2 separate regions of the Homo sapiens genome follow, and region 1 is linked to region 2. The links are chromatin contacts, found by Hi-C or POLR2A ChIA-PET in ENCODE. All regions are on one chromosome and are shown on one strand. Each heading gives the region's core, a stretch centred on a gene start or an enhancer-like site at or near the end of the contact. The rest is flanking DNA. Distances are from core to core; before and after follow the strand shown. Region 1 overlaps ZNF664-RFLNA (ZNF664-RFLNA readthrough). Region 2 overlaps ATP6V0A2 (ATPase H+ transporting V0 subunit a2).

Region 1 (2,700 bases), core at 125-2,624, 240 kb after region 2:
GTTTTACTGTTGCAGCGCTTACAGGAGCAGATTCATTTAGTGTGAGCCTGGTGGACTGGCTAGAAGGGAGTGCAGACGAGGACACTCAGGAGAGACGTCCTGGAAGTTAGAAAGTTTCAAGAATGGACAGGAGCAGTAGTTTCAAACGGCCTAGAGATGTAATAAAGGGATCAGGAGTGAATCTTAGATTTAGCAAATTGAAGTCTTTCAGCCCAGGTTGAAAGTTGTGTCTACTGGGCATGGTGGCTCATGCCTGTAATCCCAGCACTTTGAGGGGCCAAGGCAGGCAGATGGCTTGAGGCTGGGAGTTTGAGACCAGCCTGGGCAACATGGCAAAACCCCGTCTCTACCAAAAATACAAAAATTAGCCAGGCATGGTGGCACACACCTGTGGTTCCAGCTACTTAAGAGGCTGAGGTGGGAGCATCACTGGAAGGCAGGGCTGTAGTGAGCCATGATCACGCCACTGTACTCCAGCCTGGGTGACAGAGCGAGACCCTGTCTCAAAAAAATAAAAAAAGAAAGCAAGCAAGTTGTGCTACAGCTAATCCATGTGGGAGAGTCACAAGGTGGAACCAATGGCTATGATTACTCATTTGTAAGACACTGAAAGAAGAGAATTTTTAAAATACAATTTAATTTTGAAGATGTAGCAGAAGCATTCAAAATGTAATTTTAAAAATATAATTCGTATTGCTTTTTAACGCTAAAACATTTCTACACCTTTATTCTGATTCTGAAATACACAGTGTCTCTTGTGTCACTTGATACATTATAAGAAATTCAGTAAAGCTATTCTAGAACTCATTTATTTTTCATACCCCTGAAAGTTCATAAAATAATCATAGGTTATTTCCATATCTTATTTTGCAGTGTGTTCTATGATATTGTGACAGAGCTTGTGAGGAAGCCTTTATAGCCAGAGCAGACCCCTGTCCCAAAGATGATGAACTCTGCCACTTAGGTTAACAATACAACAGTTCATAGAAATAATTGGAACCATTTTTCTTCTGCAGAGTAAATCCTGTATGTCCCTCTGGCTTTCAAAATATCACTTTTGGATGTGTAGTTCAAATATGTTTAGGATTGAGCCTGATGGGGGTTTAAGAATATTTCATTGATTCAAAGTACTCGGTGTTGGCTAGAAAACATGTCAAGTTTCTCAGTTAACCGATGTTCAATAAATTACTTTTAATACTATAACTTTACATTGTGATAGGACTAGGACCTTGTGGTAAGCCTCCAGACTCACAGTTAGAATCAGAGAACCTGCACAAAGCGGGTTGCATGCATTTTCATGATGCTTGGCAACTAGAGGTAGTAACCCATTGTGACATTGATTTCAAGTCCTAACTCCTTAGTGTGAAGAGCCGAGGTTTCTGAGCAGGTGTTTGAGTGCCCTCTGGAGGCCTTGTGAACAGTTGAAATGTGGACTCCTAGCAAAGCTTTCTTTCACAGCCAGAGTTGAGAACCAGTGGGCGAGATGGTTGAAACTGGTGTGGATGTTAGGAGCAGAGGAGAGGGGAGATGGAACTCATGGGAATGAACTAGTGTTTACAAGAGCTTGCCCGGCCAACTGATAATACTGGGTTTATGCAGTGAGTGTAGAACACAGAGGCCGTAGGGTCACAGAAGGAGCCAAGGGAGTGTGGCCAGTAATGTCCAGTGGGATAAAGAACAAAAAGTGCCCTTGGATTGGCCAAGAGAAGGCCGACAATGAGAGAGGAACCTCGGTGGTGTGGTGTTGGATTGAGGCATGAGTGGGAAGTGAAGCAATAGAAATCTGGAAAAATCAGTCTTTAAGAGGTCTGGATGGGGAAATGGAGGGTGGGGCCAGGGAGACAGGGTAGCTAGAGAAGGCCTGGGATTAAATGCTGTTTTTCCTTAAGGTTGGGGGAGACTTCTGCATTGTGTTTAAATGCTGAAGGGAAGAAACAAGCACAGAAAGAAAACAGTTGAAAGGGGTGTGGGGGCCGGGGAGGAGGAGAGAGTTGGTTTCAAAGTTCTTTGCCTGGGAGATCTGTTGAGGGAAGAAGTTGCCTTTTATAGGGACTTTGAGTTTGTCAAAGTAGTGATTTTCAGTTTATCGTGGGATGATGGGGAAATAATTCTAGTAGGCAGTTGGAGATACAGGTAAGAAGAAAAGACTGTGTTAAGAAACTGTGGCATCATCATCATGGAAATGGTCATCATTCCAGCCAAGCAGGTAGTTGAGCTAAAAAATGGAGACAGGACATACTGTATGGAGGACTCCTATATTTAGGCATAGGCATGTGAGATGGCAGACACAATCAGCAAGGCCAGAGGAAAAGTGAGAATGTGCAGGGAACTGGGAGCCGAGGAGACCGTAGACTAGGATTCAGGGTGAGGCAGGAGGAACGGCCCCAAGATTTGACTCTGAGAGCAGTTTTGTAGTGGGGGTGGGGGTACAGAATGGTGTGTGGGAGGTGCACACAGAAGGTATTATAGATGCTGTGGAGGAGCTCAGTAGTGAAAGTGAGAAGAGTGAATTGGTCTTAGTCGGGGGATGGCTCCAGAGAACACATGTCACTTATCTGTGCATATGAAATTAGAGCTGTAATCAACAATGACTCTAGAAAGGATTATTTTTGCTTTTTTGTTTTTAACACCATCATCTCAGAATATAAGATCTAAGTTTCATGTAACTTTTGTGCCACTTCCTACTCTTCTCAGATTGAG
Region 2 (2,865 bases), core at 160-2,659:
TTTAACTCCTTTTGAAACAGTAAGTTACAATGGTTTTATTTGTTTTGTGGACATTCTTTCTGGCATCTTCTCACTGTCTGTGGGGATGGTATTCTACTCCTTGGCTTTTTTCTTCTTATGACCTTATGTAAGATTGGGCTTCTCCCTCCTCTTGCTCACTTTTAAATGAAATTAGACTTTTGAGGCTGGATGCGGTAACTCACGCTGGTAATCCCAGCACTCTGGAGGCTGAGGCGGGCGGATCACTTGAGTCCAGGAGTTTGAGACTAGCCTGGCCAACATGGCGAGACCCTGTCTCTACTAAAAAATACAAAAAATACACAATAGAAAAAAAATTAGCCAGGCATGGTGGCACGTGCCTGTTATCCCAGTTACTTGGAAGGCTGAGTCACGGGACTCCCTTGAACCCCAGAGGCGGAGGTTTAAAAAAAAAAAGATTTATGGAACATGGTGAAGATGCTTAGCTGCTCAAGGAAATTCATTTTTTAGACAAGGTCTCACTCTGTTTCCCAGGCTGGAGAACAGTGGTAATGGTCGTAGCTCACTGCAATCTCAAACTCCTGGGTTCAAGCAATCCTCCCGTCTCGTCTCAGCCTCCTGAGTAGCTGGAACTACAGGCATGCACTACTATGCCTGGCTAATTTATTTATTTATTTAGTTAGTTATTTATATTTTTTTGTAGAGATGGGGTCTCTACAAAAGACGGTGTCTGGTCTTGAACTCCTGGGCTTAAGTGACCCTCCTGTCTCAGCCTCCCAAAGTGCTGGGATGACAAGCATGAGCCACCATGCCTGTCCTGCTCAAGGAGATTCTATATTATTACACAAGCAATATAAATGTATATTTACATGAAAATAGTTTTCTGGCAGATGTTTATGGTACTCAAGGAACTTTTAGAAGATGGCAGGTTCAGGATAGCGATCCTAACCTCACTGATGGTTTTTTCTTTTTTTTATTTTTTGTGTACTGAATGCAAACACGTCGGGTCCTGGATCTGAGATGTCCTCTGTGTCTCTCTTGTGAACTCCTCTGTCTTTTCTCTTTCGTTCCTGTCCTGCTCAGTTTTGATCTCACTCCCAGCAGTTTCTCCTCAGCGTGTGGCCGCTCAACAGGGGAGGACCTGGCAGGTCAGTGCCGTGAGTTTAGGGACTGGGCTGCCCTGCCCCAACCCCTGCAGACTTCACTGCCCATGGCCCCTGTGCCGTCGCCTACTCTTGGACTGGACAGAACTCTTCCCAGTTCCAGCTGCTTTTTGTGGTTTGGCCTCCTCTGCTTTCCCAGGGAGGTTCTTTCTGGCCATTTTTGGTGTTGTTGGCCCAGGCCCCTTGGAGGCCACATTGCTTACTTGCATCCTCTGCTCTGGAGGCTGCTGGGTAGGTCTTGTAGCTGTTGGTGGTTTCCTCACCCATTTGTATTTTGGGGACTGTGGGGACGTGGTTTGGCTGTAAATGCCATCCGTAGGCTTTAGGTCTTGCTAGCTGGTTGCACTTTCTGTTCTGAAGGGGACTTGGGGACGTTCAAAGCTGTGCCACCCTCGAGAATTTCCCCAGAACCCCATTACATGCATACGTTTTAAGAGACACATTTTGGCCGGGTGCAGTGGCTCACTCCTATAATCCCAGCACTTTGGGAGGCCGAGGTGGGCAGATCACCTGAGGTTAGGAGTTCGAGACCAGCCTGGCTAACATGGTGAAACTCCGTCTCTACTAAAAATACAAAAACTAACCAGGCGTGGTGGTGTGCAATGTAATCCCAACTACTTGGGAGGCTGAGGCACGAGAATCGCTTGAACCTGGAAGGCAGAGGTTGCAGTGAGCCGAGATCACACCACTGCACTCCAGCCTGGGTGACAGAGCGAGACTCCTTCTTTAAAAAAAAAAAAAGACTTATTTTGACCAGAAAATCTACTATTCTGTCAATAACCTGTTTACCTTATTTTAAAAGTGTTTTCATTATAAATCAATATAATGCATTTCAGAAGAATTGCAAACACTGATGGATAAAGTTATATTTATGATTCTGCCATAATAGAATTCATGTTGACATTTTGGTTTATTCTTGCCTTTCTCATTTTTTTATTAAGTATATTGCAGTTGTCTCAAACTTCCTCTTTCTTCACCGTTTTTAAGAGATAAAGTACTCAGTGTCGGTTTTCTGTCAGTGACTGAGCCGACTCCATACCCACGTGCCCCGCATTCCCCAGCCCCCATTCACTTCCGGCGCATTCAGTCCTGCTCTCACCCTTCCTTCTTGGAGGCCACAGGCCCCAAGTGCCGCCCTTGCCACCCCCTGATTCCTCACAGATGGACTTTTCCTCCAGGCCCTCTGGCTGCTCTTGACCCTGTTGAGTGGAGATTAATCCTGCACCAAAGCCACACACACAGCGTTGCCAAAGCAGTAACACAAGGCTGGGCACGGTGCTCACACCTGTAATCCCAGCACATTGGGAGGCTGAGACAGGTGGATCACCTGAGGTCGGGAGTTCGAGACCAGCCTGACCTACATGGAGAAACCCCGTCTCTACTAAAAATACAAAATTAGACGGGCATGGTTGCATATGCCTGTAATCCCAGCTACTAGGGAGGCTGAGGCAGGGGAATCGCTTGAGCCTGGGAGGCAGAGGTTGCGGTGAGCCGAGATCACACCATTGCACTCCAGCCTGGGCAACAAGAGTGAAACTCCGTCTCAAAAAAAAACAAAACAAAACAACACCACCAAAAAAAACCAAAAAACAAAGCAGTAACCCAGATTCGTTGAATATGGATAGTTATTTTCTTCTTGGATAGTAATTTTTTATCTTTCCTTGTTTATGTGGAAGAGAGAGAGTGGTGCTACAATCCCCTCATTCATGAATATAATCCCCAC

The links. A loop is a pair of places that touch in the nucleus more often than their neighbours do. ChIA-PET counts read pairs that join two places held with the same protein, here RNA polymerase II (POLR2A). Pooled maps may share reads with other maps.
Region 1: a loop to region 2 is called in a map of CD4-positive, alpha-beta T cell, with 2.6 times the contacts of the local background. The contact joins two enhancer-like sites. A Hi-C loop is called at or near these places in 4 of 168 maps with a recorded cell type or tissue (CD4-positive, alpha-beta T cell, ascending aorta, chondrocyte and 1 more) and 7 of 50 pooled maps. POLR2A ChIA-PET finds 5 or more read pairs at or near these places in 4 of 52 experiments (Caco-2, MCF 10A, OCI-LY7 and 1 more).

What each region holds. Positions count from the first base shown.
Region 1 is chr12:123,982,642-123,985,341 of GRCh38, forward strand. All of the region lies in intron 2 of ZNF664-RFLNA (ZNF664-RFLNA readthrough), which reads left to right. The region is part of intron 2 of ZNF664 (zinc finger protein 664); the gene reads left to right. Among named protein-coding and RNA genes, the nearest start is that of ZNF664-RFLNA, 11 kb to the left of the region's middle. RefSeq lists a silencer at 1,372-1,431 and an enhancer at 1,622-1,691. Within about 2 kb of position 1,375, at least 6 of the 41 ENCODE cell types and tissues checked have a DNase peak (open chromatin) inside an H3K27ac peak, as active enhancers do.
Region 2 is chr12:123,740,967-123,743,831 of GRCh38, forward strand. It overlaps ATP6V0A2 (ATPase H+ transporting V0 subunit a2), which reads left to right. Exons shown (of 20, transcript NM_012463.4): 10 at 2,819-2,865. Among named protein-coding and RNA genes, the nearest start is that of DNAH10, 20 kb to the right of the region's middle. Within about 2 kb of position 1,410, at least 3 of the 41 ENCODE cell types and tissues checked have a DNase peak (open chromatin) inside an H3K27ac peak, as active enhancers do.